4 separate regions of the Homo sapiens genome follow, and all the other regions are linked to region 2. The links are chromatin loops, found by intact Hi-C in ENCODE. Cell type or tissue: PC-9. All regions are shown on one strand. Region 1 has its middle 120 kb from the start of MCHR2. Region 2 overlaps LOC107984041 (a long non-coding RNA gene). Region 3 overlaps ASCC3 (activating signal cointegrator 1 complex subunit 3). Region 4 overlaps ASCC3 (activating signal cointegrator 1 complex subunit 3).

Evidence for each region. A loop is a pair of places that touch in the nucleus more often than their neighbours do. Peaks named below come from ENCODE experiments on the same cell type or tissue, not always from the same donor. Only the 100,000 strongest peaks of a DNase experiment are listed, where the experiment ranks them.
Region 1: a loop joins it to region 2, with 6 times the contacts of the local background. A loop is called at or near these places in 3 of 110 quality-filtered maps.
Region 3: it touches region 2 in a loop (9-fold over the local background); 7 of 110 quality-filtered maps call a loop at or near these places.
Region 4: it touches region 2 in a loop (8-fold over the local background); 6 of 110 quality-filtered maps call a loop at or near these places.

What each region holds. Positions count from the first base shown.
Region 1 is chr6:100,112,543-100,120,542 of GRCh38, reverse strand. No RefSeq gene overlaps it. Among named protein-coding and RNA genes, the nearest start is that of MCHR2, 120 kb to the right of the region's middle. In PC-9, CTCF peaks have their summits at 3,493 and 3,694 (motif pointing left); a DNase peak (open chromatin) is centred at 3,702.
Region 2 is chr6:101,223,987-101,231,986 of GRCh38, reverse strand. The region is part of intron 6 of LOC107984041 (a long non-coding RNA gene); the gene reads right to left. Among named protein-coding and RNA genes, the nearest start is that of GRIK2, 170 kb to the left of the region's middle. In PC-9, a CTCF peak has its summit at 4,917 (motif pointing right); a DNase peak (open chromatin) is centred at 5,126; H3K4me3 peaks cover 632 bases; H3K27ac peaks cover 861 bases.
Region 3 is chr6:100,674,217-100,682,216 of GRCh38, reverse strand. It overlaps ASCC3 (activating signal cointegrator 1 complex subunit 3), which reads left to right. Exons shown (of 42, transcript NM_006828.4): 14 at 2,465-2,599. Among named protein-coding and RNA genes, the nearest start is that of ASCC3, 200 kb to the left of the region's middle. In PC-9, a CTCF peak has its summit at 4,016 (motif pointing left); no DNase peak of the experiment used is centred here.
Region 4 is chr6:100,660,818-100,668,817 of GRCh38, reverse strand. It overlaps ASCC3 (activating signal cointegrator 1 complex subunit 3), which reads left to right. Exons shown (of 42, transcript NM_006828.4): 15 at 6,282-6,473; 16 at 6,788-7,012. Among named protein-coding and RNA genes, the nearest start is that of SIM1, 200 kb to the right of the region's middle. In PC-9, CTCF peaks have their summits at 4,125 and 4,333 (motif pointing right); a DNase peak (open chromatin) is centred at 5,377; H3K27ac peaks cover 1,897 bases.

The DNA.
Region 1 (8,000 bases), 1.1 Mb after region 2:
ATCTGACTACACTTTCATTCCTCTAGCCCCATTCCAAGGTACTGGATTCCAATCATGTTTTTCTATTGAGATTCCTCACCTTCTTCTCATAGAGCCAGGGAGAGTGAGAGAAAGTGGGAGGGCTTTAAGTTCTTCAGTTCCTTTGAAGTAAAATGTTTATTAGGTAAACACACTTCTGCCTCTTGTAGTATAGACTACTTCTTTCAGCATACTGCTAGGGTGTTATTATTGTATGGCCCCTTTTCTCTGCTGTGTCAAATATCTACTTCTGTTGCTCTGGTTTGACATAGGCAACGCTCAAGGAGAGGAATGAGCCAGACCCTTTCCCCAGCCCCAACAAAGAAGGTGCAGATGGGGGAGGAAAGCCCTTCCTATCTGGTGTACTCTGAATTCCAGTGCAAGTGTTTCATTAAAGCTCACCAAATAAGATATAATTTTCATAATAGTTAGAAAATTCAGGTTGCCACGTTTTTCCTGTGTGTTAATGCCGAGAAGACATGGAATATACTAGTTATGCCAAACAGACTATTTGGTCAAGATGGTAGAAAAATGGAATTGGGGCAGTGGCTGAAAGTGTCAATAGCCAATGACAGAAGCCATGGGCAATTCCCCTTTCTTGGGGTTTTAGCCTTTGCTGCTGAGAGGTTTTCCTGCCTTTTACTGTGGACCACATTTGTAAATCCCTGTGCAGTACCAGGAACTCAATACCCGTTAACTTCTTAATCAGTAGAAGACAATCTTTGCAAATTTGAAGGCTGTTTGGAATTAAGGGCAGTTATACCAAGTTAGAGAATATAACAACAAGCAGAAGTGGTATTAGAACAAACACTCTTTAAAAGGTTGGTTTCTAAATATCCTGTGTTTTTCCTAAGTCATAAAATTGTGCCATTTTTTTCTTCAGGAGACACATTCAGAAATAAATGTGTCTCTAAAGCAAATACTGCCTGTGAAGCTGGAAATACTAACCCGAATCATCCTCTTTTTCCAGAGTCTCAAGGGGCTGAGGCAATATCAGTAATGGAGACGCTCAGATATGGGCAAGACACACATTTAACAAGTCCTATGAAGGAAAGCATGTTTGCTATGTCACTATGCTCTTCAAAGTCAACTGGGATGATGGCAAAGGGCAACTGCCTTGCAATCCTTTATTTTAGTGCAGAAAAACATCTTCAGTGGTCAGAATTACTCACTTGACTCGAGGAAGTTTTCAAAACATTTCTAAATATCATAATTCACCATTATAGACACCGTGTTATTAGAGAAAAGAAAAGTATTAAGATAGAATAAGAGGTCAAACTGTCCTGTATTAAACATGTCATCACAACAGAGAAAATGTTGCAGTAACCTGACCTTTTTGTTTCAAATGAAAATCAAATATAAGCTTTTTCTGTTACATTAGCAATCATGTAATTCTCTAAAGGTGGCTTTTAAAAAATGAGAGGATTCAACATTTCCTAGTACATGCTAGGAACATTGTTAAATTGAATCTTTTCTTTTTATGAATAGAATGACATTTAGTCTTTCTGAGAAGTGCTGCTTTGGGGGCTGATGACCATGATGGGCATGTATTAGTTGACCAGTTTGCATAGAGAAAACATTCAACTTAATAAGCATTTCTTGGTTCAGTATTTTTGGCCACCTACTATGTGTTGAACAGAGTGAGTGATAAGAAATGAGTACAGGATTCAGGGGATGTTTTTTATAGTGAGACAGCCAGGTGGGAAGTGGTCCGCACGGAAACTCCAACCAGCCTGTGCACTGGGAGGAGTGCACACTTGGGCGGAGCCACAGAAGTTCGCGCTATTTGCAGTGGGGAGGAGCCTGGCCCCTCCTCTTCCTGGGTGGAAACTGGAATTCAAACTGTGAGGCAGGAAGCACACTAGCAGGACCCTAGCCTTATGGAGAATTCATGTTTCCCTATTTTTTGTTTCTTGTTTTTTTTTTTCCTTTTCACCCAACAAATCCCATTATTCTCACCCTTCAAATTGTCTGGGAGCCTAATCTTTTGTGGTCACGTGACAAGGATCCCGTCTTTAGCCAAACTAAGGAAAAGTCCCTCAACAATAGGAATGTAATCTTGTTGAAAAAACAATAAATACCAAAAAAAAAAAAAAAAAGAAAGAAAGACAAGGTAGAATATGGAATAGAAATAATAGATGCTGGTGGTAGATATTGCAATGAAGAGAGAAGGGATGTTAAGGGAGACCTTGAATTTGGCAAGAGGGTAGGGAGGCCATCCTGAGTGAAATGTCAGAGGGCAAGAGAACATGGCAGATGATGGGACGCAGTGAAGAGCCTTGAGAGATGAGGTCCCCATTAGGAGGGGCCAGATGATAAGAAGTTTTAATCCTAGAAACAGGAATTTTTCAATTGATCTTATAAACAAATAGTCATGGTAGGTTTTTCAATCAGTGAAATGAATCATGCCAGTTGGGAGCAGTAGCAAGTAGAATAGACTCAAAGAAAGAGCATCTGCAAACATGAAAATTTAGAGGACGGTTTTCACAGTAATATACCCATTAAGTGATTAAGGTCTAGGGTAGAGTCCACGGAATCAGAAAGAAAAAATAAAACTGAAAACATGAGGCAAGGACCGATCTGACAGAGTTTGAAGAAAATGAAGTGCTGAAGATCAGGTCCCAGCATCGTGTCTGCCACAGTGAATATTCAGTGGATGGTGTTTGAATGGGTGACTAATAAGTAAATCTCAGGTTCTGAGTCTAGGTGACTAAAATATTGATAGACAGACAAGAACATCATAAGCATCTTCAAATAGGCTTAACTGTCTCGGAGACTACACAACATTGACATGATGGCTACTCAAAGTCAGTTCATTTAATTCAGTATATCCAGTTTTTAAAAAATCAAACTGGTATGTAGAAGAGCCAGCAAGCTTTTGAATATTTCCTTTTTCATCTAGTTGTTTTTGATGTTGTGGAGACATTCAATGACAAATACAGAAAGAGGAGACTGATTAGGGTTTGTGGAAAGTGCTAACCTTTCCTATATTTTCTTTCATTACAGAAAGATTGCTGGTTGATCTGACTGTATGTCCAATTAGTAAATGCTTTCCATAGGTTCATTTGCTAAGGCCAAAAATAAAAAGGACTTTTCAAAGAACACCATGCCATTTTCCCTAAACAAGCTCTTTCTGCCGGGGAAGTCTTGCTCACCTTTCACCAGCCTTCTGAATGTCTGTTACTCCCTTCTCCCCTTCTGCTTCTGGCTTAAAAACACTTTTTTATTGTTATTACCTTGGCTCAAAGCTTCTGTAATGGTTTCTTGCTTAAGCATAAGGACATAGAAATTAGAGCAATGGTCACAACAGCACAACATGGCTGATATGAAGGACTGGAAATGCTAGTTGGTAATGAGAAACAAGCAGACACAATGAATTACATTAATCCAGAAGTCACAGGTTATGACCTCATTCTTATAACTCTATGTTGTTTTAAGTCTATAAACTTTCATATTTACTTACAAGGGAGTATTTAAATATGTAAGTCAAAACAAGCAATAGTCAGAAGCTGGAAGAGATCATTAATAATTTAATACATCTTGACTAGTTCCAGATTGGAGGTACCATATAAATGTTTATTCCTGGATCAATTTGGTTTTGGTAGTTACTATATTTTTAGTTCTAATTAAAAACACACTAGAGGAGGATTTGAAAGCTAAGAAGGTGCTGCCACCTGGAGGATTTTTTCTGCCCATTTGGAGTTTTGCCTTTACCAAGCAAGGGCAGACTAGTGGTCGTAATCATTCTACTCTGTAAAGAAACCGAGCTCTCTGGTTTGGGATATCACAGAACAGGGAGACAAGCAGCCTGGTAACTGATGGCACTTTACATTTTTCAGCCATATGTTTTAGTGTCAGATGCCACAGGCACTGGGGTGAGGTGGCCTTTTGTATTCTCCTCACTGGTAACTGCTTAGACTCACATGAGCCTTTTACACAGTTCCACTTCCCATGAACAATATAGAATGCCTAGAGAAAGAAAAAAGGTTTTTATTTCCTCGAGGTTGAAATTGACATGAAATGAGTAAATAACTTAAAATATAGACATAATCGAAGAAAAATAATTATAAAACCCTAACCTCTCCAACTCTCCCAAACTCTACCAATTCTTTCAACATTAATTCTGTATGTTAGGACAACAGCGCTCTAAAAATCCTGCTCAGAAAACAGGAGTTAGGAATGGATGGGATACTATTCTTAAATTTGCAATAAGGGGCAAAATGGTTGCCAAATTCATTATCATTTACAGATGAAAAGACAATGTGACATATCACCAAAGGTGTTCTTTATTGACTGGTCCCCTTTGCTAAAGCTTTAGTTCTTTGTACATTAGGTTGATATATTTTTAAAAAATAATCTTAAACAGTAGACTGTTAATTTGGGTTTTTTTGGCGGGGGGGTATTCCTTGGTTTTTAGAAGCCCTTTCCATTAACCCTTTAGTGCATTCTCCATGAATTCTTTAGCCTGATGTTCACCAAGGTGCCTGCTTCTGGCATGCTGAGAAAAAGAGGACTTGAACTTCTATTGAACCTGAGGTCTCAGCACATCTATGGGGCAGAAATGTTCCATTTCCCCATTAAAAAGCTTTCATTTGTAAGCCGCAGATGAAATTTCATCTGCTTTGCATCAGTCTAGTTTATAACCCTAGAGAACTTGGCACCACAACCCTCAAACCCATTATTGGTATTTTCCCTTCTGATGGGAAATAATACATTAACAACTTGGTTTTTGTTTATTTTGTTTTTGCTTTAAAAAAATGAAACACATTTCATGTGTTGCCCTCACATTTTTTTGTTTCTCATTCAAAGCTTTATTCTGGGCTCCTTTCAACTGTGCATCTCTGGAATGACAGACATATGGGGTTTCTTGGTTTGTTGTTGTTTTTGTTGTTTTTCATTTTGTTGGGTGGGGATGGTTTCTGATCTTCATTTGCATTGCCAAGCAACCTGGAACTCTATTGGCAGTTACAAAAGCTCTCTTGGATTGCTAAATTCATTTCCATTGGAAACACAGTTTTACATATAGGAAAATAAAATGGCATCTTTTAAGTTTTCCCTCCAGAAAATGTAATCATGAAAAAATATGCTCTCTCTTGTTGCTGATTCTCATACTACAAAAATGCTACCCAGTAGGCACTTAATTGACCCATAAAATGTAGATAAACTTGATGGGTCCAAAACCATTTTGATTGGAGAATGACAGCCGCATGAAGGAGTCCATCAGGATCACTGCAAGGCACATCTATTCAATAATAAGCTTTTTGATGACAGGAGCTGGTCTCTTGCATTTAGGAAATACTTATTGATTAAGGAATGTAGAGGAATGAGATAGAAAACAGGAGAAAGGAAAAAGAGGTACTTGCTGGAAAGTGGTTGAGAGCCACCAACAATTAACAGTGGCATTGCTAGAGAGCCCTGGGCCACTGTGGAAGGCCCATGCAGTGGGTGCCCATCATCAGCCCCTTCATAGAGCAAGATTTTTCAGAATTAATCATTTTTATTTCTATAGTGTAGAATGTAAAAATGATTGTGAAATGAATGCAAAATTAGCTGAAATAAACCCCAATCAACTCTCACAGAAATTTCTTTGCCTTTGCCTTTTTTTTGGCTTGGTTTATTTTTATTGAGCCAAGGACTTGTAATATGGCCATTCTGTTTTCTGATTCAACATTTGTGTGGTGAGTACAGAGAGATGGTTTGGCCACAAAGTAGTTGGCTGAATTGAATATATTTTACCATAAAAGAGAGGGTAAATTTTTGCCAGAAGTATAGTATAGACATATTCCTATCAAATGACACTTAAAAAGCAAAATGATCAGCTTATTCTGCAAAACTAAAAAAAAAGGAAAGGGAAAAATGCAATTGTTGAGCTTCTTGACAAATTTAGTCACAAGATATAATGAATACTGAGACTCATATTCCAAATTGTGTTATGCCCCAACATCAGATACTTTTAAAATATTTTAATATTTAACTCAATGACCAAATAAATTGTTATCCATTCTGTCTTTCTTCTTCATCTGAAAACAGAAATAAAATACGACATAGTGTAGCTGCCAATACAGACTTCTAGAATTATGAGAATTTCAAGATAAACAGTTAACCATATGAATGTGTATATCACTAACCTTAAAAAGCAATAATAGAATAATGGTAACTATAAACAAAGTACCATGTTAGATGCATTAGATACATCATCTCATTTAGTCCTCCCAGCCCATTCAGGAAGTCCTTGTTATTCCATTTCACCCTGACACTTATAGGGATTTAACTGGCCCAGAATTGTACAGTAGTGGATGCCAGATCAGAATTCAAACACCTGGAGCCTAACACCAGAAATCACCCTGCGAACAACCACACAGTAAAGATCATCCTGTTGTATTCATTTGATTATTCTATTTCCATTTCAAGACTCTGTTTACACTGATTATTAACCTTAGCACATTTTGTCCTTTAAATAGTGCATTTTGGTGTGGTGTCTGTAGTACCTAAATTTGCTTGAGGGATGTTCTGAAAGAATCTGCTCAGGTTTTTGTTTTGTTTTGTTTTGTTTTGTTTGTATTTGTTTTTGTTTTCCAAGTTACATTGAACAAGGAAACAGAGTCATTTAAACTACTTAACCTCTAAAAAGTCAAAAAAAATTTATTTCAAATAAACCAAGTTGATAGCATAGTTTTAAGTCCAAAAAAAAGAATACAGAGTTAAAAAACTGGCAGTTGAGAAATATATTCATTCTGTCACTCCATTAAAAAGCTTCCCCCCGGGGCCGGGCTCGGTGGCTCATGCCTGTAATCCCAGCACTTTGGGAGGCTGAGGCAGGCGGATCACCTGAGATCAAGAGTGCAAGACCAGCCTGGCCAACATGGTGAAACCCCATCTGTACTAAAATTACAAAAAAAGTTAGCTGGACATGGTGGTGTGTGCCTGTAGTCCCAGCTACTCGGGAGGCTGAGGCAGGAGAATTGCTCGAACCCAGGAGAGGGAGGTTGCAGTGAGCCAAGACTGTGCCATTGCACTCCAGCCTGGGTGACAAGAGTGAAACACCATCTAAAAAAACAAACAAACAAACAAACAAAAAACTTCCCCTAAAAAAAGGCTTAAGAAAAAAACTGGAAAATTTGTTTGGAGTTTCATAATATTGGCAACAGCTACCATCATTCTGGCTTTTTAACTGATTTTTGAGCCAAGAAAAAAGATCCCTAGAACATAGTCCTATTGGTATTTGCAGCATGTCCCTTACTACTTTGTCATAGAAAAAACAAAGATCGCTACATAAACCGATTGCCCACAACTTACCCATATGAATCCTCATAGCCTCAATCTTCTTACAAATTCATATCATGTGCTCTAATTAATGAGCACTGTTGTCGTTTGCCTTTTACATGTGTATCATTCATTGTAGACGTTAAGTACCACAACGAGCAAAGAGAGAGGGTTGAAAGAGTTCCATAAAGATTTTTCACGGTTCACATACCAGACAGGCGTATGCAAGGTCGATTTACAACAGGGGGCAGAGGTTACAATGAGAGCCTTTCCCCTAATTTTATTTAAAAAAAAATAAGCACAGTGGAATTAGGAAGTCTTTTTCAATGATCTCATTAAAGGCTTTACTTGGTAGGTAAATATAACATACAATATCAGTTTTTCTTCAACTAAACTAACTAATAAATAAAACCTTTTGGGAGTTTTGTTATTATATAATAAAAGACAAATTTATGAGGCATTTTTTTGGTCTAAAAATGACCCACTTCATGCTTCTTACCCACTATAGGTCGTAAAAAGAAAGTTCGGGTTTGCAGAGACTACACACATGCATATTTTGCATCAGGAAAAATAAAAGAAGCTTGAGACTCTTCAAAAGTAAGACAATAATTAAACGCAGAACCTCAAATTGTTTTTCTTCTTAAAATTTCTATCTTGTTTACATTATACAGGGACTCCCTTCTGATATTTCCCACAGAACCTCAGGAAATATCAACACT
Region 2 (8,000 bases):
ATTCACAATTTCTTTTGTAAAATTATATTAGGAATATTGGTGGAATAAACTACAGCACTTACAGTTTCAGTTGATCCTGAAGCCATAACTGGTATGCACTGTCTCCTTTTATCATCCCCGTGCTAGCTTTTTTGCAAAAGAATCCTCAACTAGTGATTCAGCTTCTCTAGGTTGCTATCCTGGTAGGGTGACTCAGACTCTCATCCTTGAAGGGTCTGAGCGCCTAGTTACTGTACTCTTGTCAGATGTGGCTGCTGCAGTGCCCATTCAGTTATCGTCATGAGGAGAAAGGCCATTTCTCTTACTGTCTCCTGTCACTGAAGAGAAGGAGGAATTAAAAGCTGAAAAACAACAGGAATGAAGTCAGCGGCAAGACCCACCAACGCCACTGACCAGGCATGAGGTTAAAAGATTAACCCCACCCCAACTCTAACCTCATGTGCTATCTATAGATCTCAATCTATCACAACCCTTTCACGTGGACCCTTTAGTGTTGTAAGCCCTTAAAAGGGCCAGGAACTCTTTCTTCGGATAGCTAAGTTCTTGAGACGCAAGTCTGACGACGCTACCAGCCAAATAAAGCCTCTTCCTTCTTTAACCCGGTGTCTGAGGGGTTTTGTCTGTGGCTCATCATGCTCCATTTCTTGGTTCCCTGACTGGGAATTGAGGTGATTAACAGACGGTTAAGGCAGCCCCTTAGGCGGCTTAGCCCTGCCCTGTGGAGCATCTGGCCAGCTTGAACGACACAGAGCCTGACTCCCAGGTAGGCATTTGCCCTGGTAGAACGCCTCATCAGAGCTGTGCATGGCAGGCCCCCACAGAGGATCAACACAGCAGCTGAACACCGGGAAGGAACTGGCGCTTGGAATCTGGACATCTGGTACTGTAGGACCGGTCTTTGGAACTTGCCCACTCCATTTGAGTGGAAGCATGGCCTGATCATCCACAGTGTGCCCTTATTGGCACTTTGGTCTCAGTATTGATTTTGATTTGGCTTGACTTGTTTGCAAAAAGAAAAGTGAAAGTGAGTGCTTGAGTTTGAGAGGGGCAAGGTGAGTGAGTGACCCCTTTACCCTTTCCTTCTTGTGGTGTGAGTTTTGTTTTGTCTTGGGAGGAAGATGGGTGGAACACAAAGTAAGCCAACTCTGCTAGGAACTATGTTGAAAAAATTCAAGAAAGGATTTAATGGAGACTATGGAGTTACTATGACACCAAGTAAACTTAGAACTTTGTGTGGGATAGACTGGCCAACATTAGAAGTGGGTTGGCCATCAGTAGGAAGCCTAGAAAGGTCCATTGTTTCAAAGGTATGGCACAAGGTAACTGGTGAGCCAGGACACCCAGACCAGTTTCCATACATAGACACTTGGTTTCAGATGGTTTTAGACCCCCCACAGTAGTTAATAGGACAGGCAGCAGTAGTACTAGTGGCAAAGGGACAGACAGCCAAGGAAGAATCCCGCTCCACCTGCCGAGGGGGATTGGCTCCTAAAGTCCTGTCAGACCCAACATCACAGGATTCATGGCAAGAAATGGCACCAGTGCCCCCCACCCTTTCACCAGGGAGGAAGGCCTCCCACTCCTGAGCCCACTGCGCCCGAGCTTCCACAAGGCCTACATACCCCTAGGCCACCCAGAGTAGAAAAGGAAGGATCTGAGACCTTGGGAGAAACCCTTCCCTTGGCAGCCTGTTTGAGGCCTAGAACTGGGATACAAATGCCCTTAAGAGAGCAATGGTATACTGGGATAGATGAGGACGGGCACATGGTAGAAAGGTGTGCCTTTGTGTACCAACCCGTCACCTCTGCCAATCTCCTCATTTGGAAAAACAATACCCCATCCTATACCAAAAAGCCTCAAGCTATAATTGATTTGCTCCAAACTATTATCCAGACCCATAACCCCAACTGGACTGATTGCCACCAGTTGTTCATGTACCTCTTTAACACAGATGAAAGGAGGAGAGTGCTCCAAGCAGCAACTTGGAAGAAAATGTTCCAGCTGATTACCAAAACCCACAAGAGTATGTGAGGATACAATTACCAGGAACAGACTCCCTGTGGGACCCAAATGAAGACAGGGTATGCAAAGGCTAAACCGGTACAGGGAAGCCCTTCTGGAAGGGTTAAAGAAGGGAGCTCAGAAGTCCACAAATGTTAACAAAGTCTCTGAGGTCATTCAAGGGAAAGATGAGAGCCCAGCACAATTCTACGAGAGACTATGTGAGGCCTATCGTATGTATACTACCTTTGATCCTGATAGCCCTGAAAATCAGCACATGATTAACATGGCTTTAGTTAGTCAAAGTGCAGAAGACATTAGAAGAAAATTGCAGAAACAGGCTGGGTTTGCAGGCATGAATACTTCACAGTTATTGGAGATAGCCAACAAGGTGTTTGTGAATAGAGATGCAGTAAGCCACAGAGAGAATTGCAGAGAGAGTGAATGCCAAGCCTGGTGAAATGCCGACCTGCTAGCTGCAGCTATGAGAGCGGTCCCCCTGAGGGGTGAGAGAAGGGGGGCCCCAGGAAACATACCCAGTCTGGCTGTCCACGCTTGCAGTGTAAGCAGTGTGCTTACTGTAAGGAAATAGGACATTGGAAGGACAAGTGCCCCCAGTTGAAAGGGAAACAAGGCAACTCTGAGCAGGAGGCCTCAGAGAAGGACGAAGGGGCCTTGTTCAATCTGGCAGAAGGGTTACTGGACTGAGGGAGACCAGGCTCATGTGTCCCCAAGAGCCCATGGTCAGGATGACAGTTGGGGGCAAGGACATTGAGTTTCTTGTCAATACTGGTGCTGAACATTCAGTAGTAACCACCCCAGTCACCCCCTTATCCAAAAAGACAATAGATATAATCAGAGCCACAGGGGTTTCAGCAAAGCAAGCTTTCTGTTTGCCCTGGACCTGCACTGTGGGGGGACATGAAGTGATTCACCAGTTCCTGTACATGCCTGACTGCCCCTTGCCTTTGCTAGGAAGGGACCTACTTAGCAAGCTGACAGCCACCATCTCTTTTACAAAGCACAGCTCTTTACAGCTAAAGCTACTTGGAACGGGAGTCATCATGGCCCTTATGGTTCCTCAGGAGGAGGAATGGGGACTCTTCTTAACTGGGCCAGGCCAAGAGATAGGATCAGCTCTGACTAAGCGGTGGCCAAAGGTGTGGGCAGAAGACAATCCTCCAGGGTTGGCAATCTACCAGGCCCCCGCACTCATAGAAGTTAAGCCTGGGGCCCAGCCAGACAGACAAAAACAGTGCCTGGTCCCCAGAGAAACTCTTGAAGGTATCCAGGTCCATCTCAAGCAGCTGAGGTCCTTTGGAATTATAGTCCCTTGTCAGTCTCCATGGAACACTCCCCTCCTGCCTGTTCCCAAGCCAAGGACTACAGGCCAGTACAGGATTTGCGCTTGTTCAACCAAGCTACAGCTGAGGATAGCTGGTTCACCTGACTGGTTCACCTGGTTCATCCTTCAGGGATGCTTTCTTTAGCATCACACTAGCCCCTGAGAGCCAGAAACTGTTTGCCTTTCAGTGGGAGGATCCGGGGTCAGATGTCACTACTCAGTACACTTGGACCCAGCTTTCCCAAGGGTTCAAGAACTCCCCCCACTATCTTCAGGGAAGCACTGGCTCGAGACCTCCAAAAGTTTCCCACCAGAGACCTAGGTTGCATGTTGCTCCAGTACATTGACAACCTCCTGCTGGGACACCCCACAGCAGTCGGGTGCACCAAGGGAACGGATACCCTGCTCCACCACCTGGAGGAATGTTGGTAAAAGGTGTCCAAGAAGAAAGCTCAGATCTGCAGACAGCAAGTATGTTACCTGGGATTTACTATCCAACAGGCGGAGCACAACTTGGGATCAGAAAGAAAGCAGGTCATTTGCAACCTATCAGAGCCTAAGACCAAAAGGCAGGTGAGAGAATTCTTAGGAGCTGTGGGGTTCTGCAGGTTATGGATCCTAAACTTTGCAGTACTAGCCAAGCCCCTGTATGGAGTCACAAAGGGGGGTGACAAGGAACATTTGGAATGGGGGTCCCAACAGCAATGAGCTTTTCATGAGTTAAAAGAGAAACTCATGTCGGCCCCAGCCCTGGGGCTGCCTGACCTGACAAAGCCATTTACACTATATGTGTCAGAGAGAGAAAAGATGGCAGTTGGAGTTTTGACCCAGAACACGGGGCCCTGGTCAAGGTCGGTGGCCTACCTCTCTAAACAACTAGATGGGGTTTCTAAAGGTTGGCCCCCATATTTGAGGGCCTTGGCAGAAACTGCCCTGTTAGCATAAGAAGCAGATAAGCTGACTCTTGGGCAAAATCTGAACATAAAGGCCCCCCATGCTGTGGTGACTTTAATGAATACCAAAGGACATCATTGGCTAACGAATGCTAGACTAACTAGGTACCAAAGCTTGCTCTGTGAAAATCCCTGCATAACCATTGATGTTTGCAACACCTTGAACCCTGCCACCTTACTCGCGGTATTAGAGAGCCCAGTTGAACATAACTGTGTAGAGGTGTTGGACTCAGTTTATTCTAGCAGGCCCAACCTCTGAGACCATCCTTGGACATCAGTAGACTGGGAGCTGTACGTGGACAGGAGCAGCTTGGTCAACCCACAAGAAGAGACGTGTGCAGGATATGCAGTGGTAACCCTGGACACTGTCACTGAAGTCAAATCATTGCCCCAGGGTACTTCAGCCCAGAAGGCTGAACTCATTGCTTTAATTTGGGCCTTAGAGCTAAATGAAGGTAAGACTGTAAACATTTACCCTGACTCTTGGTATGCCTTCTTAACCCTCCAAGTGCATGGGGTGTTATATAAAGAAAAAGGCCTGTTGAACTCTGGGGGAAAAGAGATAAAACATCATTGAGAGATCCTGCAATTGTTAGAGGCAGTGTGGAAGCCCCCAAAAGGTGGCAGTCACGCACTGCAGAGAACACCAGCGAGCTTCCACCTCGATTGCCTTGGGGAACTCCCGAGCTGACTCAGAGGCTCAAAAGCAGCATCCACCCCCTACCGGGCATCAGTCACTGACCCCTGCTCCCTCAGGCACCTGACCTTGTACCTACTTATTCTAAAGAAGAGAAGGACTTTCTCCAGGCAGAGGGAGGGCCAGGTGATAGAAGAGGGATGGATCCGGTTATCAGATGGAAGAATAGCCGTGTCACAACTGCTGGGCACCGCAGTCGTATTGGCTGTGCATGAGACCACCTATCTAGGCCAAGAGTCATTTGAAAAGTTGTTAAACCAGTACTTCTACATCTCGCATCTGTCAGCCCTTGCCGAAACAGTGGCGCAGCAGTGTGTCACCTGCTGGCAGCACAATACTAGGTAAGGTCCAACCGTCTTGCCCGGCATACAAGCTTATGGGGCAGCCCCCTTTGAAGATCTCCAAGTAGACTTCACTGAGATGCCCAAATATGGAGTTAACAAGTATTTGCCAGTTCTAGTGTGTACATAATCTGGGTAGGTGAAGGCCTATCCTTTACGAACTGAGAAAGCTCATGAAGTAACCCGTGTGCTTCTCCGAGATCTCATCCCTAGGTTTGGACTGATCTTACAAATCGGCTCAGATGACAGGCTGGCATTTGTGGCTGATTTGGTACAGAAGACAGCAAAGGTATTGGGGCTCACATGGAAAATAAATACCGCTTACTGACCACAGAGTTCTGGAAAAGAAGAGTGGATGAATCGGACTATCAAAAATAGTTTAGGGAAAGTGTGTCAAGAAACAGGATTAAAGTGGGTACAAGCTCTCCCTATGGTATTAAGATTAGATGTACCCCTTCTAAAAGGACAGGATATTCCCTTTATGAAATATTATATCATAGGCCCCCTCCCATACCACGAGGACTCCCAGGCACTTCTCAAGAGCTAGGTGAAATTGAGTTACAGCGACAGATACAGGCTTTAGGGAAAATTACACAAACAATTTCAGCCTGGGTAAATGAGAGGTGTCCCATCAGCTTATTCTCCCCAGTTCACCCTTTCTCCCCAGGTGAACGGGTGTGGATCAAAGATTGGAACGTAGCCCCCTTGCGGCCGTGGTGGAAAGGACCCCAGACTGTTGTCTTGACCACTCCCACAGCTGTAAAGGTAGAGGGAATCCCAGCCTGGATCCACCACAGCCGCATAAAACCTGCAGCACCTGAGACCTGGGAGGTGAGACCAAGCCTGGACAACCCCTGCAAAGTGACTTTGAAGAAGACGACAAGCCCTACTCTCGTCACACCCAGAAGCTGACTGGTCCACACACAGCCAAAGCATGAGGAAACTCATCGTGGGACTTATTTTCCTTAAATTTTGGATTTGTACAGTAAGGACTTCAACTGACCTTCCTCAGACTGAGGACTATTCCCAGTGTATACATCAAGTTACTGAGGTAGGGCAAAAAGTTAAAACAGTCTTTCTGTTTTATAGTTATTATGAACATACTAGAACTCTAAAAGGGACTTGTTTGTATAATGCCACCCAGTATAAGGTATGCAGGCCAGGAAGCGACCAGCCTGATGTGTGCTATAACCCATCTGAGCCCCCATGAGTACAGTTTTTGAAATAAGATTGAGGACTGGCAACCGGGGAAATGCTGATGTGAGTAAAGTAATAACTAGAACAGAAGAAAAAGGAGTCCCCAAACAAATTATCTTAAAATTTGATGCCTGTGCAGCAATCAACAGTGACCTGTATGGAAATAAATAAGATGCAGCTCTCTAGATTGGGAAAGGGCTATATAGCATAAAATAAGTATGTTTGTCATGAATTAGGACTGTGTAGTGAAGATGAGAGTGAGAACTAGCACTAGCGAGTGAGATTCTCAAAGAGGGGAATGAGGAGCGAGGCCATTTCTCTTACTGTCTCCTGTCTCTGAAGAGAAGGAGGAATTAAAAGCTGAAAAACAACAGGAATGAAGTTGTTTTCATTCCTGAAATGACCAACCGGCACCACCAACCAGGCCTGAGGTTAAAAGATTAACCCCCGACTCTAACCACATGTGCTATCTATAGATCTCAATCTGTCACAACCCTTTCACGTGGATCCCTTAGAGTCATAAGCCCTTAAAAGGGACAGGAATTCTTTCTTTGGAGACCTCAGTTCTTGAGACACAAGTCTGCTGACACTCCTGGCCAAAGAAAGCCTCTTCCTTTTTTAACTCGGTGTCTGAGGAGTTTTGTCTGTGGCTCGCCCTGCTACAATCAGGCATGGGAGAACTAAAAGCATCTCACTGAATACTCTAAGCTCTATCCATACTCTTTCTTGCCCTCATTTGTAACAGAAATCCTAGCTCCTCTTGACAACCAGGGTCAATTATCCTGCCAATGTGGTAACTTCTTTCTTTGCTTGCTTGGCCACTATTGTGAGAAGCACAAAATGATCAGGTGGTAGCCATAGCCAAAGCTTAGTGGAACATTTACCATGTCCATTGGTAGAAGCCTTACTTTTTGTTCTTAGTAACCAAGACCTCTAATCCATGGTTTAAAGTTGTGGGAACAGTAATCACAAATTTGTCAATTAGACTGATAGTGAGATGAGCCATGCCAACTTCCACTCTTTGGTTCCTTTTCTATCAGGAGACACTGCATCATAATAATGGCAATCAATTTAAAGAATATAACATCTTTTGAAAGCAGAGGCCCCTTCCCCTAGAGCTAGAAGCTGGCTTTTTAGCATCCCCATCTATTACCATATATAAAAATCAATGCAAAAATGGGTTAAAGACTTAAATGTAAGACCTGAAACTATGAAACTATCGAAAGAAAATGTTAAGAAATTGCTACTGGACATTGCTCTGGGCAAATATTTTTTGGGTAAGACCTCAAAAGCATAGGCAACAAAAGTGAAAATAGATAAATGGGATTGCATTAAGCTAAACAGCTTCTGCACAGCAAAGGAAACAAACAACGAAGTGAAGAGACAATCCACAGAATGGAAGAAAATATTTTTAAACTATCCATCTGACAAAGGATTAATAACCAGAATACATAAGGCACTCAAAC
Region 3 (8,000 bases), 550 kb after region 2:
TTACAAAAAACTTCATTTTAATTCCGATTTTCTTACAATTTAATTTGGGGGTTAATGAGGTTTTCTGGGTGGTAAAATTTATTTTTATATTAGAGAAAAAAAATTTGCCTTGCTCTTTAAAAAGAAACTTACAATGGAAATGTCCCTACCATTTGCAAGAGATAGAATGATAGAACTGGACAAATTCTGAACTGATGAATCTTCAGCAGGGCATTATTATAACAGAATTTTCTATCTTAGCATTAAATAGTGTTTATCAGTCATTACGAAAATATCACAATTTGAACCTATGTGGCAGTTCTTAACATCCTATGAAGTAAAGATGTTTGCCCATGAAAGCTAGAGAGCCTATCAAAAATCAAAAGATTTGTTTTCTTTAGTTGAAAAATTAGGAAAACAGAATGTCCCAGTACCTGCAAACTTTCTGAAATAAATTCTATTAGTGTACTCTTTTTAAAATATTCTTTTCTTTTTTTTTTTTTTTTTTTTTTGAGACGGAGTCTCGCTCTGTTGCCAGGCTGGAGTGCAGTGGCGTAATCCCGGCTCACTGCAACCTCTGCCTCCCAGGTTCAAGCGATTCTCCTGCCTCAGCCTCCTGAGTAGCTGAGATTACAGGCACGCACCACCACGCCCCGCTAATTTTTGTATTTTTAGTAGAGACGGGGTTTCACCATGTTGGCCAGGATGGTCTCAATCTCTTGACCTTGTGATCCACCCACCTTGACCTCCCAAAGTGCTGGGATTACAGGTGTGAGCCACCACGCCCAGCCTTAAAATGTTCTTATGATCATATTTCCTTTCAAAACCTATTAGTATCAGTAAATAAGTTAGAGCTCTGATAAAGTATGAAATCTCAAGATTTATGCCCTTGGTAACTAATTAGCTGATTAAATTTCTCCTGATGACTTGCAGTGCTTTTTGTTTTTCTGTAAACATTTTGGGTTTTTTTGTTTTGCTTTGTTTTGAGGAACTTCTTATCTTCTACAAATTATCTGTTCTCCTTTACTTTGAATGTACCTAAAATAGTATTAGTTATTTAAGCATTCCAGTTTCTTGAATGATTGTTATCTGAGATTTTACTGTGAATTTTAATAAGCATCTCATATGTGGAACACTTACCTTGACAAGTTTATAGACATAAGATTACTATGGCTTAAATATAGAGATACCTCTATAGAAGTATAGATGTCTTTGTGTCACCCTGTCTCCTTTCTGGTCAAATCCCAGACCTCATTCCCCTTTTCATTTCTGTTAGTCCTCAAAATGATCCTCTCTTTTACTTAGGTCAGCTCACATGAGCCTATCGATTCCCTGACTAGATACAATTCTTGAATATCCTCCTAAATGTATAGCCTGCAAAAAACATCAAAGTTTTAACTTCCAGAAAAATGTAACTAACAGAGGAGTATAGGGGAGATATTGAGAAGAGGTGCAAGGATTAGGACATCCAAGTTGCTTCAGGCCTAAGCAGAATACCTTAGTGATTCCAGAGATTTAGATGTGTGAATTTAGTTGAAAGCAGGGGCTAGGGGAACTTGTCTTTAAGTCATTTACTGCACCCACACATACTATCTTTAGATTGTATATTCCAGATTGTTAACAATGTAAAGTTGCTTTTATTCACACCAGATAAAATTGAAAAAGAGCAGTAGTCTATATGAGAAAATAATTTTTATCATACTAATGGCTCTTTGGGAATGCTGGGGTTGAGCTGATTCTGATGTAAGGTAGAGGCCAAAGAAGAAACTTACAGAGGAAAGAAGGCAGGTACTGACAGGGAGCAAAGGCAGGCTGCTAAACACTCCCTTATTCTCTTCAGTTGTATTCACACGTGCCTGGTGACTGTCCCTGAAGATGCATTTTTTCCCCACTTCTTGACACAGCATTCAGGCACACACCTTCCCCCTAGTTCAGATATCCCCAGTCACTTCATGAATAATTCCACAGGAAGGCTTGCACAGAGAATTCTAGGTACTTCTACAGAAGCATTTTTATCTCCAGAAGTCCCCTAACCTTTGTATTTTAAGTGATTGTTCTTAGACATGATTTTGTCCAAGGAAGAGTTTTCTCTATTGTTTTCAATTTCTTGAAACATCTTTATGGAACTGGAAATTTAACTGATGGTAGTAATCTTCCAATGAGAAAGCTCTCAATATTTTTGTATGCTGTCTCTATAATACATGACTATGATAATGAATTATGTATTCAAAAGAGAAACATACAAATTAAACTCCAAATTTTATAGACTCCACAAACTTCTATCAACTTGTAAGCTAAATTTTATTTAACTTGTCTTTTTCCTATATATACTTTGTTCTAAAATAGGGATATGTTGGAGAATTCGTAAATTTGTGATTATGTTTTGAGAAATTAATAGTTGTTTATATGGAATGATATCCAGGCTACTATTAAGCTGTAATTTAATTAATTGGAATATTAAATAAACTGCTTTCCTTTTTTTCAGGTGATGGTGTTTGTACATGCTCGAAATGCCACTGTAAGAACAGCTATGTCTCTAATAGAAAGAGCAAAAAATTGTGGCCATATTCCCTTCTTTTTTCCTACCCAAGGACATGACTATGTACTTGCAGAAAAACAGGTAAGAAACAAAGAGGACAAGAACTAAAGCATGTAACATGCCACATATCCCGGGTATTTTATATGTGAAAGATCCACGGTCTCAATTTCCAAGAAGTTAATTTTGCAGATTTATGATGTTATAATCTTGACTTTTTTCTTGACTTAATGATCTTTTATTAAAAGGTTTCACTCTATGACATAACACTTATCATTCCTTTCTATATGGTTATAATTGAAGTGCCTAGTCCTGCTCTTTAAAATATAGTTAAAATATAAAATGCAGTTAAATTTCATATCCTATGTTAACATCTAATGGGCTTATTATTGTACTTCTAAAGAATTAATACTTTTTAAAAATTTCTCAGTTTTGATTTCTAAGGTTAATATTGACAGATACAACCTAAATAGGCTTTTTTTTTTTTTTTAAGCAATGTAAAGGAATTCTGAGCCAAAAAGTTTGTCAACAGCTTGTTACTCAGTGTACACATGCTCAAAGGACAAAAAGGTCTTGGGGTCACCTGCATCCTTTTAAAAAGGGAGACCTTTAGGCCCCAACCCGGACTCGCCAAACCAGAATCTACATTTTAGCTAGATCCTCAGGTGATTTTGTATACATTACAGTTTAAGAAGTACTCCTCTAGGTAATTTGAGTATTGGTAGTATTTTAAGATTTATATCAGGTTTTATTTAACTATATCAGATAATTATTTACATGAAGATTGGGCAGATTATGGCCCGAAGGCCAAAGATGTCCGTCTGTTTTGTAATTAAAGTTTTGTCAGAACATAAACATACCAGTTTCTTTATTGTGTGACTTTTTTTGCACTACTGGAGAAAAATAGAGTAGTTGTGATAGCTACTGTAAATTACTTTCTGTTTCTTTGCAGAAAAAGTATGCTGACTTCCTGATTTAAAGCTATGAAAATAAATTATGAAATAAAAAATCTGTTGGCATAAAATGATAGTAACTTTAAATTTTATATATATATATAACGTAAGATTTAACTGATTGGTTACTGAACAGCTGCTAGCTGCCAGACATTGTGCTATGCCCTTTTATATTTATTATCCTAGTAAAATATATTTAATTGTGACTGTACTATAAATTTCACTATTTTATATTGATATTTTAAATTCTATGTTAAGCTGATGTCAGTTGTTTTGAACATCAGAGTCTCTTTCAATTTAGAAACACAAAATTTATTCATTTTCTATTTTTTTACTTTTATTACCTAACACTTATTGTACAGATTGTACAGTTTTGTGTCCTTCCAATTATTTATTAATCATGAATTTATGAGAGTCTTTGAAAAGTCAAGTTGGTATTCATAAGTCTTGTTTCATTTCTTTGGAAGTACAAAACAACTCTATGCTGTTTAAAAGACAAGCCTTGAGAGCCACCTTGTGGATTTCTGGTTTCTTTATCCATCTCAATTCAGATAACTATTGTTAATTTAAATAATGCCGGTTTATTATTTAATTGTTGTTATTGTAAAGCTTAACATTTATTAAGTGGTCACTGGTGTCAGGCATTGTTTTTATTACTTTATGTAACTCATTCAATCCTTACAATCTATGATATTGCTGGTATTATCCCTTGATATGGCATATGTGTAAATCAAATATAGTATGAAATATTCTAGAGCATATTATAATAATTTATATGGAGATATTTTAAAATGATGTTTATTTAAGGCAATGTCACCAAGCACTAATTCACAGATCACTATGCTGGAAGAAAAATAACAGAGAAACGGAAAGTTTTGATACAATTGGGTAGACTTGAAAATCCCTAGTCATTTTTATTATAAGCTTTTTTATATTTTTATTATACTTGATTTTTTTCCTGATCCAACTATTATTAGACTTTTTTTTTTCAAGAAGAATGAATTGCACACACATTTATTAAGAACATTGTCCTACTCACCCTTATATTCCCAGCCTTTCATAGAGTATTTGTCTGATAGTAGGTATCCCAGAATTACTTTTTTTCTTAGCTTTTATTCCTCTGAGACTGACATTATAATAGATGTTTCACTTTAATTTTCTCATCTGACCTGTACCATTGTGCTGTCCTTTAAGATTCTTATTCCCATTTTACAGATAAGGAAACGAAAACTGAGAAAGTAAATAATTTTCACAGAGAATCTCATATTAAGTAGTGAGGCCATGATTTGAGCCAGTCTGACTCCAAAGTCCACCATTTTCACTACACTGTGTTCTATTTGTTCAAAAGCAAACAGATCAAATCCAGTCTGGAGCTTTCTGAAGACCTTAGGGCATGGGGTCTTTTTTTTTTAAATAAAATAGAAGAACATTTCTTCAACCTAACTATATCCCTCACTTCTCCTAAAGAGAGATTTTAAAGAGTGAAACCCTCCACAGTGCATATTATAACAAAAGATAAGGTCATCTTTCTCAATATTTTCTCAGAGCTCTAGAATTTAAGAGTATTCCTCTAGTGCTAGTAGTACATTCCTTCATATTTCTTGAAGTGCCTTTGAACTTAAATGGTATTAACATTCTAGCAATTTCAAGGGATCTATTATCATCATGGTGGGAGACATTTCCTCCCATGTTTTTGAAAAATGGGAAATTAAGAACCCAAAACATTAAAATTTAATTAGAAGGTAAATTTGCTACAGCAGTACATAGAAATTTAGCCTCATGCCTTCTGTTACATGGCTAAATCCCTACCATGCCACAGTGATGCCTTACCCCTAAGTGTTTAATGTAATCACCTCAATTCCTGACTTACTAAGATCTTTAAAAGCACTTCTTTACAGTTTCATTTAACACAATGTATTTTTATTTGTGTAAATAACAAAACTCCATTAAGAAAATCCTCCTTTTGTGTGTGTGTGTGTGTGTGTGAGTGTGTGTGTGCGCGCACGCGCGCGCACACATACATTTGCTTGTAATAAGGCTATTTCTATGCCTTAGCTGCAACTGAAATGAGTCTTTTCTCTCTGGTAGTAACAGTTACACCTCAGGACTTCTCATATAATATTGATCTTTAATATCAAAGTCACCCCCAAGGGAAAAACTACCTATATTTCCAGATTTGTCCACTGAAACAAGAATGTAGGGAAAGGAAAGGAAAGTCTCCCAGGAGTAGTTTAACCTTCAGAAATGGAGCTTGGGGCTCTCCCTGGGCACAGGAATATCTCAGGATGTACAAATGATGCCCAAACCAACAGGACACATTCACAAAAAGGTCTGGTTGTGATTTTACCTCTAGAAGGTTTGTGGCCTTGGACATCTAAACATTTCTGAAACGTACTTTCTCTTCTCTCAAATGGAATAATAATGGAGTAAATAATACCTATTCTAGTTATTTACTATGAGAAACAGATAGAATGATGTATGAAATTATTTTGGAAACTGAACAATGATAAAACTTCACCTGTCATAGAAATCTATTTTTAGAAAATATATATACTAGTAACTAAATTTTAAAATGGCAAAAGGATAATAAACAATATGGATAAAATTTTCTTAATTTACCCTACATATTTAATACTTGTATACTCTCCCCCTCAAAGATTGTGTCTTAAGAAACCACTGTTTTCTATAAAATAGAACATACCTCAAGGAATAGCAGCAGTTTATATTTATAAAATTAAGTATATAATTAAAGATGCATATATTTTCGTTATTAAGCCATTGTTTTTCACTGTGATTTTAATTTTAAGTTAAATGAATCCTTCAGTTAGAATTTTCAGATTCTGTTTTACTTGAGATCTCAATCAAATCAAATTTTTCTGTTAGGGACAAATTTTTAACAGGCTTTAACTGTTCTCATAGGGATTGAGTATTCCCACCCATCCCTTTACCGTATGTTTCTGATTTATGGCCCTGATGTGAGTTCAGTATTTTTACATATATCAGTGATGTTAAGAGTTTGTCTTTTAGATAGAATTTCTACCACGTAATAAGCCTTGTGTCTGTAGTTATTGAAAATATCTATTGAACAAGTTATAAAAAGAGGAAGAATCCAATAGTAATACGTATCCTCAAGCTGCTTTAAAGTATAATTTTCTGACTTTTTATTATGTAGATCTGTCAATCATTTCCTTGTTTTTATAAGTTCAGCTTTAGTCTTTGCCTAAATCAATGGCAACTGGAATTAATGCCAATTTGATTTAGTTATCTGATGCTTACTATTACAGCTTGCTTTAATTTTGCATGAGCAGCTTCGGTGTCAGTATGGCCCAGATTAGAATCGTCTCTTCCGAGATGGTATCTGTTAACTAAAGATAGCATAACAGACTTAGTAGTAGCAGGGATGGTTAATAGCCCTCTTTCTCTTACTTTTGTTTTTTGCTTTAAATATATGCAAAATATCATCTTCACAGAGTTTATTCTTTCCCTGCCATATCTTAACCTATTTTCCTCTTGGAGGCTAATATAGTAATTTTACTGTCAGTTACCACCACATAGGATGTCAAAAGTGTATTAGTATTTTTTAAATAAAATCAAACAAAATTGTAAAAAAAAAAAAAACAACTGTTTGCTTAATTGCATTTTTGGGAGCATGACTTTTCTGTTTTCAAAGGGAGGTAACCTCATATAGAATAAAAACTTTGGATCTAAGCAAACCTGTGTTTTAATGTTGATTCACACACTCTGCCTTTTTAACATCCTCAAGCCACATTTCATCACATACAAAGTGGCAATGATGCCTATATTTTAAGATTTTTGTGGCCAGTTGCAGTGGCTCATACCTGTAATCCCAGCACTTTGGGAGGCCGAGGCAGGCAGGTCACCTGAGGTCAGGAGTTTGAGATCAGCCTGGCAACATGGTGAAACCCCGTCTCTACTAAAAATACAAAAAAAGCCATGCATGGTGGCATACGCCTGTAGTCCCAACTACTTGGGAAGGCTGAGGCAGGAGAATCGCTTGAACTTGGGAGGCGGAGGTTGCAGTGAGCCAAGATCGCGCCACTGCACTCCAGCCTGGGTGACAGAGGGAGACTCTGTCTCAAAAAAAAAAAAAAAAAAATTCTGTAATAAATAAGCTAACATATACCTTGCCTAACACATGGTAGATATTCTGTAAATGTTTACCCATGAGTTTTGAAGAGAAAGAAGATAACAGTTTAAAACAATAATAGATGAGACAAAAATTAAACTTAATGCTTTGGAACAATAAAAAATAATATTGAATTGTAAAAAGCAGTAAGCAGGTTGGTGGAAGAAATATTAGGAACAGCAACAACAGACCAGTTAATATCTACATCTTTATATGTATACTTATTAAATTTAATAACTTAAAACATGAAGTTTCCAGGAAGAAAATAAGCAAGAAGAAGAAATAAAGTGGGTAAACAAACTTTGGATGAAAAAAAATTTCTTAAAAAATTATGTAATATATATTCATCAATATATTATCAAAATCTAAACATAATAGTACCCAA
Region 4 (8,000 bases), 560 kb after region 2:
TCTGCACATGATCATAATGTTCTTTCTTTTTTGAATTATTAAATATGTTAACATATTAAGTACAATGCCCTTGCATTCTGGGGTTGAAGAGTACTTAGTTGTGGCATTTTGTTTTAATGCATTGATGAATTCTGTTTTCTAAAGTTCTTTACTATTTAGAGTAATATTTGTAAGAGAGATATTGTTATTGTATTCACTTTTCTGCTTTGTCAGGTTTTAATATCAGTGCCATTATATTCGCTTGTAGAATCAGTTTAAGTGTTCTGTTTCTGTCCTCTAGAGTCTCTTAATAGCATTAGAATTAATTCATCTTTAAAAATTTGAAAGCCCAGCTGTTAAATTTAACTCTTAAATTTTCTTTCATTATTTTTATCATTTTAGAGTTTTCTGTCACTTCTAGGTTAAATATTAGTAACAATATTTTCCTAGAAAATCATCCATTCCAAACAGTTTAAGTGAAATGCACTGAATTTTACAAAGTGCTCTTTTCTGATTCTTTTAAACTGTAGTATATTTCTTTCATATTCTTTCAAATTGTGATATTTTCGTTTTGCTGATATTGGGTCTTGTGCTTGTGCTGTTGTACTTGTGTACAGCTATACAGATTATTTTACTTAAAGACCAGGTAGTAAACATTTTAAGCTTGTAGACATATGATCTCTCCCACAACTATTCATTCAGCCCTCCTGTTGTAGCTCAAGCAGCCTTAGACAATCTGTAACAAATTGATATGGCTGTTTTCCAATAAGTTTTATGTACAAAAACAGGTAGTTGGCACATATTTTGCCAGCTCCTTCTCTAGTCAGTAATGGCCACTGTCTATTTTTGTTTGATTTTTTTCTTTTAAGGTAAGAGTGTTAATTTTTTTTCTCAATTTCACAATCTTTAAATCATTGGTTCTACCAATGATTACCTAACTGGTCTCCCTTATTTCTCTCCTTCTCAGAAATCTTCAGTGGCTTTCCATTTATTTAGAAGAAAAGCCCAAGTCTTTATCCATGGATCACTTCAAACTCATGCGCAAAACATAATTTACTCCTGACCTTCTTAGTACCTAAGTTAAAGGCAATCATTGACTCTCCTCATTCTGTTTACCTTATCGTATATTCAGTGCACCAAGATAAGGATTAGCTTGAAACAATTCTAACTCCTTTTCTTTTATGTCATGTTCATCCCCCTTTCTAGACAGTCATCCAGTCTTGGTTACTTTCTAGCCAACTTTAACCTTGACTTTGTTTGGTTATTTCTGTTTCCCCTGCCTCCATCTTCTGCAGATTGCTGTAGTGGCCGATACCTGCTCTGGTCTTAGCACAACTGTGAAGTTACCTCTCTAAAGAACAAATCTGATACTGCTTAAAAACTTGAATTGGCTCCTTTTCCACCTATGTTCAAGACAATGTAAAGCCTGACCCCAATCCTTTTTTCTAGCTTAATTTTCTTAATTTTTGCCCCACACCCTCTGAACAGAATGCCCTCCAAACACACTGTGTGTGCTCTTTAATAATTCCCAGCTTAGGTACTTATATATCCTGCTGCCTACCTTTCCCCATTTAGCAGTTTATCCCTTGTCCTTCAAGACTCACGTTTCACATTTTCTGTAAAGACTTCTTTGATCAAACTATCAGATCACTGATTCATTCATTCAGGGAATGTGTAGTATCAGTATGAAGAAGGCACCCTGCCAAATGTTAGCGATACAAATGTAAATAAGACATAATTTTGTCATAAATGACAATATCATGTCATAAATAACAAAGTTTCATCTTGGTCCCTGTACCTCTATCATAAACACATTATATTTAATAGAAATCACTTGTATATGAGTCTGTCTTCCTTACCAGTCTGCAAATTATCCAAAGCTCAGATTTTGTCTTAAATTTCTTTGAATTCCTAGGATCTAATATATGATAAATACATGTTTCTTATTGATCTTCTCTTTGATTCTTTACAGTGCTTTTTTTTTGTCTGTTAGTGACTATCATGTTTCATAAATTTGTTAGGAGGTACTCTTCTTAGGAATGTAAATAATTTAGTACAATAACAAATACGAGGTTGCTTAGCACTAAATAGTCTCATGAGGTCAAATTGTACAGCTGTATTATAACACAGGTGGATAAAAACATCATTGCAAATATCCTTCTGTAAAAAACTCGCTCCTTATACTTTTGTGTGCAGTAGAATCACTTGAGGAGCTGATTAGATATGCACATCCAAGAACATGGAAGATGTTTAACATCATTAACTGTTAAGGAAACTTATGTTAAAACCATGGTAAGATACTACCACACACCTGTTACAATTGCTAAAATAAAAAATAATAATTATATAATGTATGGGAAGCTGGCAAGTATGGGAAGCAACTGGAACTGTTATACAATGCTGATGCAAATGCAAAATGTTAAAATTCTCCAGAAATGCTTTGGCATTTTTATAAAAGTAAACATACATTAACCATGTGACCCGTAAGATTCATGCCTGGTATTTACTTTGGAGGAATGAAATCATATTAATATATACAAAAAAGTGTACATGAATGTTTATAAATGTTCTGTTTATAATTGTGAAAACTGGAAACAACCCCCATGTCCTTCAGTGAGAGGTCCGATTAACAGACTGTAATGTGCCCATCTGTAGTACCGTGGAATACTACTCAGCAATAAAAAGGAATGAGATATTGATATATGCAACAACTTAGATGAATCTCAAAGCCATTAATCTGGGTGACAGAAACTAATTTCAAAAGTTTATAAGCTTTCTGACTCAATTTATATAGTGGTCTTGGAGAGACAAAACTATAGGGTTGGAGTACAGATTAGTACAGTGGTAGTAGTTGCGAAGAGTTTAACTATAAAGAAATAGCATGAGGGGGTTTTTTTAAGGTGGAGAAACTCCTCTTGATTATGATGGTAGCTACACAAATCTAACACAAATATGTCTTAAAATTCTTAGATGTGTACACTAAAAGTGGAAAAATAGTTTTGCTTTATGATGATTTTTAAAATCACATGAGGAACATCCCTGGGCCTCATCTCCAGGGATTCCAGTTCATTTTTTTTTCTTCTTTTTTTTTTGTTTTTTGAGACAGAGTCTCACTCTGTCGCCCAGGCTGGAGTTCAGTGATGTGATCTCGGCTCACTGCAGCCTCCACCTCCTGGGTTCAAGTGATTCTCTTGCCTCAGCCTCCCGAGTAACTGGGACTACAGGCACATGCCACCATGCCCGGCTATTTTTTTTTTGTTTGTTTGTTTGTTTTTGTTAGTAGAGACGGAGTTTCACCATGTTAGCCAGGATGGTCTTCATCTCCTGACCTCGTGATCTGCCTGCCTCACCCTTCCAAAGTGCTAGGATTACAGGCATGACCCACTGTGCCCGGCCAGATTCCAGTTCATTTTTGTTGTGAGCTAAGGCAGACCACAGATGGAAAATTCAGATTCAAAGATAGTTAAGAATAAAAAACCCAGACTTACTTTGATTGTTGTCACTTCAAGTCTGTAATGAACCAATAAAAAAAATGCACAGAGTATGCAAGAATAGAAATAGAAGTGACTCCTACCTCCTCCTAGTTCCTCACAGAGACCAGAGAGATATACCAAGTTGGTGGCCACTGACGCTGGTTGAATGTGAAACTGGCCACTGATGCTGGTTGAATGTGAAACCCATGTGATCAAGTGGGAGGTACTATGTCAGTACTCCAAGATCCACCTGCTACTTTATAAGAAACATCTCTATCACAGATACATACTTCCCTTGTTTAACTTCTTACTGTGTCATTGGTGCCACAGCAGTCCTAGCCATGTCTTCCCTCAAATGGGGTTTGACTAAGGAATCTATTTGTAAGAAGGACAGCAGAACATTTCAATGCAGGGAGCCCACAGAAAGCAGACTTAACCTAAAACCAAACAGCAATCCAGCAATATGATTTGAATATCACCTTCAACCAATAGTTTTAGTTTCCTCTGTTGGCTTTGAATATCCACTCTTGAATATTAGAAAAGAAATGAAGTAAGTGAAATGTTTCTCCTCTCCCTACCTTTAGCCTCTGAAGGAGCTCTTAGCAAATACACCACAATTGGACTTTTTTCCATATTCATAAGAGCTGCTTTAAGATTACAGTAACAATATTGCTTGTCTGAAAAGATGAAAGCTGAGGCAATGAGATCCAAGTGTAATTAGTCCTAAAGTATATGTATAAAATAATTTCTAACAGGCTGACTGCACTGCATAAGAATAAAGTAAGAATACACCCCCCTTGAAACTTTAAGAAGCTCTCCTCTTTTGTTATGTTTATATATGTATTTTGTTTTGGACCCTTAAGAGGCTCAAAATGTGTAAGTTGTTATTTACTTGGTTGGCCACTAGATGGTGTGGTTTGTTAATGCATTACTTTTGGTTTTATAATTGAAGCAGATTTCATGGAATACTATTTTCTTAGATAATTTTATTAGTTAAATATTATTAACTTAGAAGTTTAAAATTTTAAGTGACCTGAGAGATAATCAGTATGGCAAAGTCTAGAATGGAACCCCAGTCCCCTGAAATCTTACTCCCTGCCATTATCCAGCCCTTAAGTAAAAAGTGTAGGGAAAAAACTGTTCAAAAAGAAGCTCATGAATTGATAATGAGATTTTGAGACCAATAGCAAATAAACACATGATGTGATGGCCAAACAGAAGCTTTAACTATATAAACATTTCTTTAAATGTTAATCTAAGGTCTTTAATTTTTCTTAAAAATTCTGCCTATTGTATAGTGAATCTTCAGTGAGTCTTTTAAGACCTTCTGCTACAGCACTTACACAGGTGACATATAAGTATACTAAATCTCACCTCTGGGCTCAGATTAGGCCAAAGAACAGAACCAGAAGTAACATTATTACAGTAGTCCCCCCTTATCCATGGGGTATATTTCCAAGATATGAAACCACAGATACTAGTGAACTAACTTGATTGGTGTCAATTAAGTGCGTTTTTGTTTTCGTGTCTTCCACCCACAAATTTAAAGCCTTTTTCATCTTAACTATGTATCACACTGTAGCTGTAACTTGCAATTTGAGGTGCAACAGCAAAACTAACACAAATTTCTGTTTTCTTCTTTGTAATTTCACAACTAGAAGATTTGTTGCTCTTACCATCGATTTTAGCAACCTCAGCATACAATTTCGTTTTTATTCCCTTAAGTTGAAAACTTTCACCTTTTCACATAAAGGAAACACTTTATGGCTTCTCTCTGGCAAATTCAAGTTGCCAGCATCACTAATGTTGTGCTTCAGGGCCATTATTAAGTAAAATAAGGGTGACTTGCAAACACTGTGATACTTAAACAGTCAATCTGATAACCAAGCCTACTACTAAGTGACTAATGGGTGAGAAATGTCTACAGCTTATATATGCTGGACAAAGGGACGATTCATTTTCTGGGCTGGATGGAATAGGACAGTGTGAGATTTCATCATGCTACTCAGAAGAGCATGTAACTTAAAACATGATTTGTTTATTTCTGGAATATTCTACTTAATATTTTTGGACCACAGTTGACCTCAGGTAATGGAAACCACAGAAAGCAAAACTACAGATAAGGAAGGACTCCTCTATACTCAATGCACATCTATAGTTGAGGAGCTAAAACAGATGGTCAATGCTTTGCTATCAAAGATCACCAAGAACACAGCTGTAGGTGAACAAAGCTGGGTTTATTGACTTATCGCAATGAGGAATATCATAGGGGAAGCATCATGGGGATCTCAATAAGAAGGGAGAAGTCCTCAAAGGCAGTGGGTCTGAAGTAAAAGTGTAAAGGCTCTGAAGCAGATATGGACTTGTTGGAAAATATACTCAGAAAAGCCAGCCATTGTGGCTAGTGTGGATGAGGTAAGGGGATGAGATTGATTTCCATAGTCTTGCATTGTAATGACTCTGGCCTTTACTCTTAAGGAGTTGAGAAGCCACTGAGATTTAGTTTTATTTTGAATAGTGTATATTTTGAAGGCTAAGAAACAGGTAATACTGATTGATTGCAAAAAGGGACATCTGGATGAAAGAGACACTTGCTTTTCACCTCTTTCCTTTTGAATTTTGTGATATATTTTGGTATTACCTATTTTTTAAGATAGGTAACATTATTTTTTATGATTTTATATAAAGCATTATATACTAAGACCTAGTAATACCTTAAGATGCTTAAAAATAATTTTCTGATTTCTTTGATGAACTCATACAACAGAAATGCTAAAAACAATTGCTTTTAAATGCTAAATAATACTCTTACGCTTTCTTGGTATCTAGGTACAAAGGTCGAGAAATAAGCAAGTACGAGAATTATTCCCAGATGGTTTTAGTATTCATCATGCAGGAATGCTTCGGCAGGACAGAAATTTAGTTGAAAACTTGTTTTCTAATGGGCATATCAAAGTCCTAGTGTGTACAGCTACGTTAGCCTGGGGTGTCAATCTTCCCGCCCATGCTGTTATTATTAAGGTAAGAGCTTACCTTCCTTGATAAATGGATTTTGTGTGTGTCTTAAAGCAAGGCTCTGGGTTGACTTACATAGAAAAATATTGTGATTTGGCTGTTTCCTTGACTTTGAATGTTATTTATAAAAGGTCAGAATTATTTTCTCCAATAAGAATCTAGTTTATATTGTGAAAATTTTACTCTATCACAGATGATGAAAGGATTAGTTAAAGTACACTTTTGAGATCTTGCCATATTTGCCTAATTTCAGTATTCAGTTCATCAGGATTATATTTGTGTGTGTTTATGTAAATTTTTGTTAACTTTTCCTCATCTAGGGAACACAAATATATGCTGCAAAAAGAGGCTCCTTTGTTGACCTTGGAATTTTAGATGTCATGCAGATATTTGGTCGAGCTGGACGACCACAATTTGACAAATTTGGGGAAGGAATAATTATAACAACGCATGATAAACTCAGCCATTACCTCACTTTGCTCACTCAACGAAACCCAATTGAGAGTCAGTTTCTGGAAAGCCTTGCAGATAACCTAAATGCAGAGGTAAGATCTAATGAGTAAAAGTTTGGAATAGAATCATCAGCCTTAAGAATGACCAAGAAAGATGAAGATTGAGTTGGTTGCTGTTTTGTAGTGTTTAGGATTACAGCCTATGCCATATAAGTTATAAGACAAAACAGGGTGAATGGCATTATTGTTGATTAATTCAGAGGATTATAGAATGATAACTGATAAAAATCTATTGTTAAAAGACCATACTTTTAAACTATGAGGCTTTCCTAGAGACCAGAAATCTAACAAAGACTATAGAAAATATGGAAACAGAAATAGCAATAATAATTAATATTTGTATGGCACTTTTGCAAAGTTTTAAATGAAATTTTTACTAAAGGTTTAATGAAATTTATAAAACTCTTTTAGCTCTATTAGGTCAGTTGATTAACTTTGTTATACACAATGTGATTGAGCTAGATTATGATCATTTGTTTTGTGTGTGTGTGTGTGTGTGTGTGTGTGTGTGTGTGACTTTTGTGTTAAGATTTACATAGCAGACCCTGGAAGCCTAGGTAACATCTTAACTGGTAAAGAAAATAAACATTCTTAAAATTTAGAGTATATGTATAGAACATTAAAATCAGGTTTGACTGTTTTTGTGACATTTTAAATTATTGCTTTGGTATTCAACACTTTGCTAGTTCAGTATTCTTTCATACCTTTAAAGTTGACTCAAACAATACTTGAAAGTAGGTAGGATATAAATATTAAGTAAATGAATACTTTGAAATATTTGTAATCAAATACTACTTATTTTGTACAAAGTCCTATATTAGGTACTTCTTAAAGAGCTTATACAAATTTCATTTAACATTCCATTCATATTATTGATAAGTCTTTTTAGAGAATGAAAAACACACTTACTATTTCATTTTCTCTATTAAGAAGTGTATATTCCAAAAGGGGAGAAAAAGACATGAAAACACAGTGCAATAATGTTGGAAAGACAGTTCTGTAGAAGGATTCAGCAGAAGGA